Linked DNA regions of Homo sapiens: all the other regions are linked to region 1. Evidence: chromatin contacts called from ENCODE Hi-C or POLR2A ChIA-PET data. All regions are on one chromosome and are shown on one strand. Each heading gives the region's core, a stretch centred on a gene start or an enhancer-like site at or near the end of the contact. The rest is flanking DNA. Distances are from core to core; before and after follow the strand shown.

The links. Hi-C counts contacts between places; a loop is a spot of excess contacts on that map. ChIA-PET counts read pairs that join two places held with the same protein, here RNA polymerase II (POLR2A). Pooled maps may share reads with other maps.
Region 2: a loop to region 1 is called in a map of PC-9, with 4 times the contacts of the local background. The contact joins the enhancer-like site here to the promoter of LINC01182 in region 1. A Hi-C loop is called at or near these places in 7 of 168 maps with a recorded cell type or tissue (Calu3, IMR-90, MCF 10A and 4 more) and 9 of 50 pooled maps. POLR2A ChIA-PET finds 5 or more read pairs at or near these places in 2 of 52 experiments (AG04449 and PC-9).
Region 3: a map of dorsolateral prefrontal cortex shows a loop between it and region 1 (8-fold over the local background). The contact joins the enhancer-like site here to the promoter of LINC01182 in region 1. A Hi-C loop is called at or near these places in 3 of 168 maps with a recorded cell type or tissue (GM12878, Panc1 and dorsolateral prefrontal cortex), 1 of 37 single-sample maps with no recorded cell type and 5 of 50 pooled maps.

Annotation. Positions count from the first base shown.
Region 1 is chr4:13,653,145-13,656,948 of GRCh38, reverse strand. LINC01182 (long intergenic non-protein coding RNA 1182) reads right to left here and starts at 1,770. Exons shown (of 4, transcript NR_121681.1): 1 at 1,598-1,770. RefSeq lists an enhancer at 2,196-2,245.
Region 2 is chr4:13,890,303-13,894,106 of GRCh38, reverse strand. All of the region lies in intron 3 of LINC01182 (long intergenic non-protein coding RNA 1182), which reads right to left. The region is part of intron 3 of LOC107986182 (a long non-coding RNA gene); the gene reads right to left. Among named protein-coding and RNA genes, the nearest start is that of LINC01085, 220 kb to the left of the region's middle. RefSeq lists an enhancer at 1,111-2,310. Within about 2 kb of position 1,911, at least 5 of the 41 ENCODE cell types and tissues checked have a DNase peak (open chromatin) inside an H3K27ac peak, as active enhancers do; they include IMR-90, PC-3, PC-9 and 1 more, where a contact is called at or near this core.
Region 3 is chr4:13,782,134-13,785,937 of GRCh38, reverse strand. The region is part of intron 2 of LINC01182 (long intergenic non-protein coding RNA 1182); the gene reads right to left. It overlaps LOC101929048 (a long non-coding RNA gene), which reads left to right. Exons shown (of 5, transcript XR_925415.3): 4 at 245-391. Among named protein-coding and RNA genes, the nearest start is that of LINC01182, 130 kb to the right of the region's middle. Within about 2 kb of position 1,682, at least 2 of the 41 ENCODE cell types and tissues checked have a DNase peak (open chromatin) inside an H3K27ac peak, as active enhancers do; they include dorsolateral prefrontal cortex, where a contact is called at or near this core.

The DNA of each region.
Region 1 (3,804 bases), core at 521-3,020:
TATAAAGGCTGAGTGGAGTGACAAGGAGGGGCACAGAGAAGAGGGAGGACAAACTTTACACCAGCAAATCCAACAATCGGCCCCTTTTGAAAAATCATTAGCAGCCTGCTGGAAGCTCCAAGTCTCCCAGATTTGGGATATGAGAGAGTAACAACATGAATCTAGAAAATGTGGTGCCTTTCGTGCATAGATTTGAATTAGAGAATTCTTGGTCAGTTTTGCATATGAAGTTGGGGAGAAGGCGTGGGCGGCGCAAAGAAAAACAGAGAAACACCTCCCCCTGCTGCCTGGATGGCGAATAGCAGCAAAGATGCAAAAAAAAAAAAAAAAATTCCATGGTCATATAAAAACCCTCAGCCTATTCCGAGGGTTTGCAAAGGATTCACTATGTGCAGGCAGCTGAATTTTATGGAATGCATTTTCCTATCCTAAGTTACCTTCAAAGGTCATAAAAAATGATCTTAGGACATTATTACAATGATGATGCTTTCCACTGGGCATGTTGTTATTTGTTTCTTGAACAGGAAATATATTAGCGTAACTTTTAAATTAAAATGATATAAAAGTTATAATTGAAAAGTCTTGTTTCTGACTGCCTTACGTATACCTAGCTACTTTTATTAGCTTTTCATATAAATATAAGTAAATGTGACTAATGTAGTCTTCTTTTTTTCCTTCTTACACAATAATTAGCTGTTTGACACTCTTCCGGATATTGTTTTTGTCACTTAACAACATAACTTGGTGATCCTCCCAGAGCCGAAAAGCTCTCCCAGATATGTTTCAGGGCAGCGTAACCTTCCTTGTTCTTCCTTCACTGAGCATGTTATATGTGGAAAGAACACATCCCCACTTGGGGAAACCAGATAAATTGTTTAAATTATTGCAAATGTGAATGATTTTAATGTAGAAATAACCTTTTTCATTCCACATTAATCACAAATACTGTTCACAACCCTTCGTAATAAACTTGTCTCCTGCTTATTTTTTTTTTTCTGGTATTCCTTGTGATTAGAATCTCTCGCCTTGGTATCCGCTGTGTTCAAGAGCAGAACAGAGCTTTGAACTTTACAGGCTAGTGCTCAGAATTAAAAGTGCTTAATGCCACCAAGATTTCTATTAAAAAACCCAGGGTAAAGGAAAAAGCCTTTTGCTTCAGCTGAAATGTTCTTGTAAAGGGCAAAATGGAAAATACAAACACCACTGCCGTTTGCTGGTTGGATACCACAGCCATCGGCACCTCCTGGAAATGGCAAGCCCATGAGTTCCTGATGGAAGCCAAGGTTAGTCTTATTGCATTTGAGAGAGTTAGAAAAGTGTCTTTCAGTGTGGACAGAGAGCCAGCAAGATTGTGAAGGTCAAAGAAAAATCCAATTATCCATAGCAAACACTGACCATACAATTAAATTACACCAGTCAGGAAAGCATCTGATCTTCTGCAACGGACTTCTTCCAGCAAATTTACCCTTGAATCAGTCTGGGCCATTCATTGGCAGCCAGCTGATCAGTTTCCTTCTGCTGCCCTGCATCCTGCAACATGTCTGTAGCAGATGTATCACTGCCCACCTACATCCCCTTGGCCCACCCCAGAGGTCACCTGCAGCTGCAGTGGTCAACTCCCAAGCACGCAGACATCTCAGCATCAAGAACCTGCTTCTCTCTGCCCAAGGGCTTTTTCTGGCCATAGAAGTATCCCCTGCACAGTCCAGATATGCAGGCTGGACAGAAGTTCCAGGGAGCTACCATTCCCAAGAGCAAGCCTCAAGCAATGCCTGGGAGATAAACACCCAGCTCCCTTGCTTGCCCCTTGCCTTGCTGGGGCAATGCCAAAGTGTGTGGTGCCCATACTCTCAGAGGGACACCAGTGCGACTGAGCCCCAGGTGGGACCTACTCATTAACATGCTGTTTATTGGCTTTTCTCTCTTCCCTACTGTCTCATCATTTTTCTGGGATTGACTCCTGTGAGAGCCTTGATCCAGTCAAGAGACAGAAACTACACAGTAAGTTCAACAGGACAAGTGTAACACAGAGTCATTAACTACAATGAAGAGTATAGATATAAGGAAACTCTACAAAGCAACCTAGAGCTACGAGGGAGAACTTAGGAAAAGACGAACTTGAGAAGGATTCAGACCTCTTGGGAAACGGTGAGGTTCAGCCCACGAGACAGCAGAGAAGTTAGCTGCTTTGGCTAGGCTGGAGCCGGCCTGGAATTGCTGGGAACCTCCAGGTGCAGCCAGCCTCCGTTGTGCACGCAGGGGGCGCCAATCAGCAACTGATGGTGAGGGATGGAGCCCGGGAGCTGGCGGGGGCTGCAGGAGGCTGCAGAAGGAGCGGAGCGGCTACTCAACGCCTGACCCTGCCAGCTAAGTGCAGCTGCACACAGGCCGAGCAGAAGCTTGCAAAGGGAGGCTGAGTCCCGGACCCAAGTGTAGCAAGCAGGGAAAGGGAGGGTAGGGCACCGGTAAGGGCAGGAGCCCTTCGGAGGCTCACTCTGTGCTGGGGAGCTCTGCTTTCCATGTCAAGAAGCCTGCACAAAAATTATCACCAAGCCGGGGCTGCAAAGTCACAGAAGGACCAGTTCCACCCGCTGTCCTCGTCCACCCACACTACTGAGCCGCGGTCCCCGCACAACCGGCGGAAACCCTCCTCCAGCTGCGGTGTCCTCCGGCGCCCTCTACTGAGGAAGCCTAGCATCGCGCGCACTTAAAGGAGACGGGCTCAAAGGCACGCCTTCGTTAGTCCCAGAGCATAAATTAATAAAGGGTCCATTCAGAGCTGAGAGGCACAAAAAAAAATTTTTTAAAAAGATAAATACACCTCCAAAGTCCCACTTGCACTCAAACCCTTGTCTCAGGATCTGCTTTTGAAAGAACCCAAATCACGACAATGTCAGACAGAGATGTGATTTTTGTTGACAAAAAGAGTCAGACTCTAAAATATTTAAAGAGATTTATTCTGAGCCAAATATGAGTCACTAATGGCCCATGACATAACCTTCAGGAGATCCTGAGAACATGACCCCAAGGTGATTGGGGCGTCACCTAGATGTATACATTTTAGGGAGACGTGAGACTTCAATTAAATACATTTAAGACATACATTGTTTCAGTCCAGAAAAGGGAAAGTGGGGAGGTCTGCTTCCAGTTGTAGGTAGATTTAAAATTTGTCTGATTTGTCAATTGGTTGAAAGAGTTACTATCTCTAGAAAGAAATGTCTCGGTTACAATAAGAAGTTGTGGAAACCAAGGTTTTATCACGCAGATGAAGCCTCCAGGTAGCAGGCTTCAGAGAGAATAGAATGTAAATGTTTCTTATCAGACTTAAGGTCTGTGTTGATGTTAAATGCTGGCCACGTTTCCTGAATTCCTAAAGAGAGTAGGGTATAACGAGACATGTCTGACACCCCTTCCCGTCATGGCCTGAACCAGTTTTTCAGGTTAACTTTGGAGTGCCCTGGCCAAGAAGGGGTCCATTCAGATGCTTGGAGGGGCTCTAGAATTTTATTTTTTGTTAATATTTTAATCTTGGCTCTGTATGACCTCAAGAAAGGGTTTTATCAGCTTAGAGTCTCCACTTTCTCATCTGCAAGATGGAGGTGATAATAAACAGTCCACCTCACAGGGACTATTCTTGAGAGAATGAAACAAAATAGACCACCTGCTATGCACTTGGTACAAAATAAGTGCTCAAAATAAGTGCTCAATATCACCTCCCTTCCTCCTTTTCAAACCAAATCAAAGCCCCAAAGTTTCTTCTTCCTTTCTTTAAGTAAGAGTCAAGGTATGAGAATGCTCCAAGCT
Region 2 (3,804 bases), core at 662-3,161, 240 kb before region 1:
TTGTTTAGGAAAACACACTTACAGGGCATTTTAATTAGACAAATGTAAAGTAAGAGCCCCTTTTGAAACAGAGAGATCTAAAACAATAAAAATTCAGTTGTGTCTGTAAGATCTGTGACTGGGTGGCCAGACCAGGCCCAGGGTTTAGAGGGAACCTTGGTTATTCTCCCTTAAGGTATCTAGAAAGCCAAGGGCCTGAATCTAGGGTAGGAGAAATGCACTAATTTTGCCTACTCCCTCTACAGGTGCTGTATTAGTCTGTTCTCACACTGCTATGAAGAAATACCTGAGACTGCGTAATTTATAAAGGAAAGAGGTTTAATTGACCCACAGTTCCACATAGCTGGGGAGGCCTCAGGAAACTTACAATCATGGCAGAAGGCAAAGAAGAAGCAGGCACCTTCTTCGCAGGGTGACAGGATGAAGTGAGTGCAAGCAGGAGAAAATGCCAGATGCTTATAAAACCATCAGATCTCATGAGACTCTATCATAAGAACAGCATAGGAGAAACTGCCCCCAGGATCCCATTACCTCCACCTGGTCTTGCCCTTTACACGTGGGAATTATGGGGATTATAATTCAAGATGAGATTTTGCGTGGGGACACAGCCAAACCATACGGGTGCTACTCTGGGCATCACAACTGGAAGACAGGCAAGAGCTGAGGATGCTAGGAGCAACTGTATCTGGTAATACTCATCTGCATTGTCATTCCTTTCTCATTCCACAAGTCTTCAATAGTGTTTTATAAACCACATTATAGAACATTAAAGGACAGACCTGACTTGTGTTTAAGGGAAAGCAATATGAAGAAAATCACAGCTATGAGGAAAGTCAGGCTTGAGGAAGCCAGAAGCAACCTGAAAATAGACTGTTTATTATAATTTATATGTTGAAATCTTTACCCTCCAGGTGATGATAGAATCCTCTCACCCTCTTTCTGCCATGCGAAGACACAGAGAGAAGCAAGCCATCTACAACCTGGAAGAAGACCCTCACCATAACCTGATGATGCTGTCACCCTGATTTGAGACTTCCAGTCCCCAGAATTGTGAGAAATAAGTTTCTGTTGTTTATAAGCCACCCAATTTACAGTACTTTGCTATAGCAACCTGTGTTTGACTAAGTGACAGAGACGATAAGGGCTGTGGGGTTTCTGAAGAGAGAGGGAATGCTCTGTGAGCTGGAGGAAACAGGGCAGATCCTGGCCACACACTGAGAACAAGTAGGATTCAGTTGCTAGTGGGAGAAAGCACTTTCCTGGTAGGAATCAGGGGTGAGCAAATGTGTCAATTTCATAACAAGTAAGTTCCATCTTTAAAGGCTATGTGATATGTTTTTACCAGTCAGTTTGGTAGCAAAGAAATTGTCTCCTTGTACAAATTTTGGAACCAATTTGCCAGCCAGAAGATGACCACATACTCTCTCTCTCTCTCTTTCTCTCTCTCTCTCTCTCTCTCTCTCACACACACACACACACACACACACACACAAACTTTCACAATCTTATGCTGTGTAGGTCTTGCTGTGTAGATGCTGAAAGAATTCCAAAATATGTCTGGCTCACTCTGAAGTTATTTTTCCTTCCCAGGCTTGAACACAAAATTGTGTTTTCATATTTCTTTCAATCCAAGTCCTGCGGATCTGCTTAATAAGATTCAGACTCATTCTTTCTGTCTCAGGAACTGAAGAAAGAGAAGTATCTGGGGTTGGCCCTGCTTGAATTCTCAGCAGACTTCACAATAAAAAAGTTCAAACATTATGGCCTCCAGTCATTTTCTAAAACAAACAAAACCAAAGCAAGCCTGGTAGGCTCTTTGATGACTTATATGACTAAAATCCTCTCTCTCTCATTTTTTCCCTCCCTCCTCCACATACTCTTCAAATGCATGTGAGTCATGCATATGCTTGGAACTCAATTGATGAGTCCCCGCACATCAGTGTGAAATGTCAGTAAGCAAATTAAGCAAAAGTTCTGGCTGGGGAGATAAGTCGAGGTGAAAAGCTGCAGGAGCTGCCTGCTCAGGTCTGGTTTCCTCAGAGGAGGGAGGGCTGGTAGGAGTCCAGGACCAGAGACAAGGCAGTTGTCAAGAACAAGGCTCATGGTCAAAATCAGGACACAGTCAGAGAAGATGCAGGAAGTTGGAGTAAAGCCAAAGCCATCAACCCTCACATGAGGCAAGCGGAGACTCAGTGGAGGAGGAGAATGCATGAGACCCATCCTGGGGTCTCATCTAGCTAAGGCGCCCATCCATACAACCTTCGCCATGTGATTCACTGATACCATATACCCCCAACCTCCTCCTGAGACTCCCCACCATGTCCTGGCCCTAACTAAGAATCAGCTCTTCCCTGGTAACCTGATTCCTTTGCAGTCCTCTCATGTGGAGTCAGCCTGTTCTCAATCTGTCCTTCCATGTTCCTCAGAGTTGCTCTCAGCATGCTGGCCCCCAGCACCAGTCCCAGCTGCCTATGTCAAAGCTTCTCTCCCTCTTGAGTCTCAGGTCCTCCAACTACACGGACCTCCACCCCGCCGCTGCTTTCCCTAACCACCACCTGATTAGTACTCACTCTCATGATAGTCTGATGATGACAGTGGTATCTGGTCCACAGTCTTCCCTTCATCCCATATCACCACCCCAGGTGACATCACGGTCATCTACAGTGGCCAACCTACACCATTTCCAGACTTCTCAGGGTCCTAGCTTCTCATCTCCCCTCTGCATGCAGCACTCACCATTCATCATTCAACAAATAGTTACCAGTACCTACTACTCACTGTGCTCTGAGCATGGTGCTGGGATACCCCTGCCCTCTAGAAGTGCATAGTTTAATGGGAGAGACAGTCACATAGGAGAGGGAAACATAGGAACTCGATCTGGTGGGAAGGATGTGGCAACAGGGCCCCATCCTGCAGAAAGGCAGGATCTACAATGTTGAGATGGTAGATAATCTACCTGGGCTGTATCAGGATCCCATCAGCAGTGGGGGGTAGAACAAGAGGGGTCTAACTCAAGTGGAAGGTAGGGGGAGGCTGGCATGAACTATGTCATGTCTCATAAATCCTTCTACATTAAGTTTTAAATGAGGAAAACCTGATTACCAACCAGAAATCAAGGCAGAAGTTCGATGATAAACATGGGAACTTACTCATCTTTATAGACTGGCATCTAGTGCTATGCTGGATCATGGCAGGAGCTCAGTGAGTGTTTTTCCAACAGAACTCAACCATCATGAACATGATAAGCATAAGAAGGGCAGGAGGGGAAAGCTACAGAGCAATCCACAGGGCACAAAGTGGGCAGGTTGGATACCTAAGCACGACCAATTCTAGATCCCACTTACCTTTGCAGATGGGGCTCATAAAATGCTCCATGATTGGGTTTTCAGGGTCCAGGCCTGGCTTGAGTCCAAGTGGGAGGTGTGAGCATGAGGAGCCAAATAGGCCTGGCACAACAAAGATCAGCCTATCATGGGGTCAGCCTCGCTAAAAAGTAACATGGGGCACTAAGAGGAATCCACAGCAGAATCAACCCTGTCTTCTGCCTAGAAGCCTCTTCTATAACCTTTTCTTGTGGGACAACCACCCAGCTTCCTGGAATATGGACCATCAAACTCTAGAGCAGGTATGCCCAGCCTGGGTCCCCAGCAGAGTCCCCAGACTCACAGGAGGCTTCAAAGACAACCCAGGAATCTATGGGACATTACTATTATCCTTAAAATACTAACAGACATTGAGGATACACATGTGAACCAAAGTATTCTTATTTTTTACTGAAATTAGAACCAACTCAGGGAGCTAACC
Region 3 (3,804 bases), core at 433-2,932, 130 kb before region 1:
CCCAAATCCAACATGATTGGTGTCCTTATAAAAAGTGAAAAGTTAGACAGTGACGGAGGTGCACACAGGGAGAATGCATGTGAGGATGAAGGCGGAGATAAGGATGATGCATCTATAAGCCAAGAAATGCCAAAGATTGCCAGAAAACTACCAGTAGCTAAGAGAGGAATCTGGAACAGATTCTCACAGCCCTCAAAAGGAACTAACGCTGCTGACACCTTGATTCTCGACTTCCAATCTCCAGAACAGACAGAAAATCTGTGTATGTTGTATAAGCCCTGCAGTGTGTGGTACTTTGCTTCAACAGCCAAAGCAAATGAATACAGCCTCCATGGTAGGCAATGGGACAAGGATTCAGCATTCAGGATCCTACCTGTGTCTTCTTCAGGAGGTATGTAAACCAATATCCCTCTCTCAGCTCCAGTAGTTGTACACAGGGACCTCTTTTCCTTCTCCCCTGCCTCTGCCCCTGGGAGGATGGTTGAAATAATATTATGTTCCTCCTTGTTCCTTATCCCTTAAATTGGGTCAGATCTCCCAGACTCCACCCCGAGGTGTGCCCTGTTCAGAGTGGTACATACCTCAGTGGTTCAAATCCTGAGTTCTGGGGTCAGACAGGCCTGAATCCTTACCTTGGCCCATCTACATTCCAGCCAAATGACTTTGAACAGGTAACTCAACCGCTCTCTACCTCCATTTCCAGAATGGTAGAAACTGTTGCATGGATTTGTTCTGAGGCTGCACAGCCCCGTGTCTGGCTCATAGCTAGTGCTCATTAAATGTTTGTCTAACAAATGTCTCTACAGGCAGTGACTCTTCTGCTCAACCACCTCTGATTCCTTCCCCATGCTCTCATTTCCCCTATCCAAGAGTGTGGCTCAGTCTCTGGTTTTAGGATCTGCTTTTGGAACTTTTTTTTTCTTTGAGACAGAGTCTTGCTCTGTCACCCAGGCTAGAGTGCAGTGACGTGTTCTTGGCTCACTGCAACCTCCACCTCCTGGGTTCAAATGATTCTCCTGCCTCAGCCTCCTGAGTAGCTGGGACTACAAGCATATGCCACCATGCCCAGCTTATTTTTGTATTTTTAGTAGAGGCGGGGTTTCACCATGTGGACCAGGATGGTCTCCATCTCCTGACCTCATGATCTACCCGCCTCAGCCTCCCAAAGTGCTGGGACTACAGGCATGAGCCACCGCGCCCGGCCTGCTTTTGGTACTTTTACGGAGAAAAATCTTTACCCTGTTCCTCTGAGTTTCAGTTTTTTCCTTCCACACTGTTCCTCCCTGCTTTCTCCTTCTCCTGTAGTCCAGCCCCAACCCCAAAAACTCCACCTGCTGGGCCTACCCAGGGTGTCTCTTCCAAAGTCCCAAGAAAGAGATACTGGTAATGCAGATAAACCACTCAAACCTACTCTGCAAAGCTTAATCACCATGGAAAACGCCTTTCAGAATGTTACATAAGTGTTGTCTGTAGAGGTGGACTCTGAAAATGAAAGGGTGAATCGATGCACTAGCTGGTAGGCTTGTAGCAAATAGAATATATAATCAATTTTGCTACTCAAGCTAACGTTCTGAACTTCTGATGCTGGTCAGAACAAAACAAGCCTTGGATCACAGTGTTCCAATTGTCATGCCCTGGCAAGCACAATGCGGAGATGTAATTGTGCACCCGGCATGCTTTGATGGTTTGGAGGCCACACCTCCTTCAAACACACAAGGGGCCTTGTCAGAACAGATAACCGACTGACTCCCACAGACTGTATCTGTATGAGTCACCTTGGGAAAATCAAGACCCCAGCTGCTGAAATGAACAACTTTAAAGCCGAAAGTTTGCTGGAGACAATTTTGTGCACAGCAGAGAGAATTTCTCCTGGCTTCAGCTCTGCTCATGCAGAGCAACAAGCCAGTGCCTAGCATAAGCCTGCCTGCAATGGTGGTTCCCAGCTGGGGTCACTCTGCCCCCAACCCCAGGGACATTAAGAAATGTCTGGAAACGTGTTTGTTTGTCACAAACAGGGAAGGAAGTGTTACTGGCGTCTCGTGGGTAGAGGCCAGTGATGCTGCTAACAGTCCCATAATGCACAGAATAGCCCTGCAGAACAAAGAATTATCCAGCCTAAAATGTTGATACTTCTGCAGTCAAGTAACTCTAACCTATTAGGAAGAACCAGCATTCTTTCCCTGACTGGTGGGAGGCATAGTGCTCCTCTCTATCCATAAACTGGCCCCAGTTCGGTTTTGGGCAAGATACTTCATTCTCTGTGCTTCCTTTTCCTCATCTGTAGAATGGGGATAATATAATAATAAAATTTATCTTGCAGAGTTGGTTAAGGACTACATGAACTACAAGTAATAATGCGTATAAAGTGTTTTATAAGTACCTAGCAGTTAAGAAGCAATGTTAACTATGATTTTGCTTAATCACTCCTTTATTTTATTTATTGTTATTTTGTAGGGGACTCCTGGTTTTTGCCTTTCCCTGACTAAGATGGCCTCCTCCCTTTCACTGTTTCACCTGTGATCATTCTCCTCTTCCCGCAAAGTTTGATTTAAACATCATTTCCTCCAATTACCCTCAGACCTGCAAGTAGGGGTCACTCAGTCCTGCTGTGAGCTCCTGGCATATCGTTTACTGCTGGGTCACCTAAGTACCTAGTTGGTCTGCCAGCTCCTAAATGGCAGAGACCACATCTTAACACCTGTGTGCTCTCATTAAGGCCACAATGAACATTTCTTAAATTAAACCTCATTCTGCCTTTATCTTAGGTCTCCTGCCTGTCTGAAAGTGTTTGCTATATGCATAATGATCTCTCCAGCATGCTAAGGTCATCTGCAGCAGCAAATGTCTCTTAAGGGTTGATTATGGGTCCAAGGATCTGAAAGATTTTCTATGTGATGGAATTAGGGGGTTTGAATTCCAATGTAGATACTCTGGTGAGGAGGAATAAAGATCCTTCCCCTCATTTAGACCCAAGAGACAGAAATACTACCACCAGTTGGTGATCACTGAGGATCCGTATTTGTTAGGCATTGTATGAACCTTCTCCATGAACTATCTTCTTGGTGTCTCAAAACAATCTTTTGAAAGAGGTACCAAAATTATTCCCATTGTTATAATTATATGCCCAATGTCACACAGCAAAGATAACTGTCCAGGTAGGTCTATCTTACCCAACATCTGTGCTTCTTATCACTCTACTGTAGATCTCTCAAACGGTAAGTCAATTGGTATCATTAAAAGGAAGGTACAAAAATCCAGGAACACATTCATAAAACTCTTTAGACCCACAACTGGAAATGCCAGTTGGATGGTCTTTTAATTTTTCTGTTTCCCTAGTAACAGAAATCATTCTTCAAAAACAAAACAAAACAAAACAAAAAACAACCTTAGAAACAAGTCTGCTTTGTAAAACAGGTAACACAGAACTGCTCCAGGTTGAAGAAGGTTGGGGGAGCTATGAAATCTCACCCACCTGTCACTCCCTTCCCACCCAGGTGCCCTTAAAGGCACTCTGAGGCACCAGCTGATTACACCTTCATAGTCTGTAGATGTGGAAAGAAAGGCCTGGAAAGAGGAAATCATTTACTAAAGCTCACTCAGCTCAAAAGCGGCAGGGCCAGGAATTCTAAGTCCCCTGGCTCCGAAGCCAAAGCTCTTTTGACAGTATTTTGATGTCTCATTTGTGACAACTAGGCTTTCTTACTAAGAAGTGCAGAATTATAAAATAAAGTCAACAAAATCTACAAAGGATTACTATACTTCATCTGATCTAGGATTATATCAGTTACAAGATTCACTCCAATT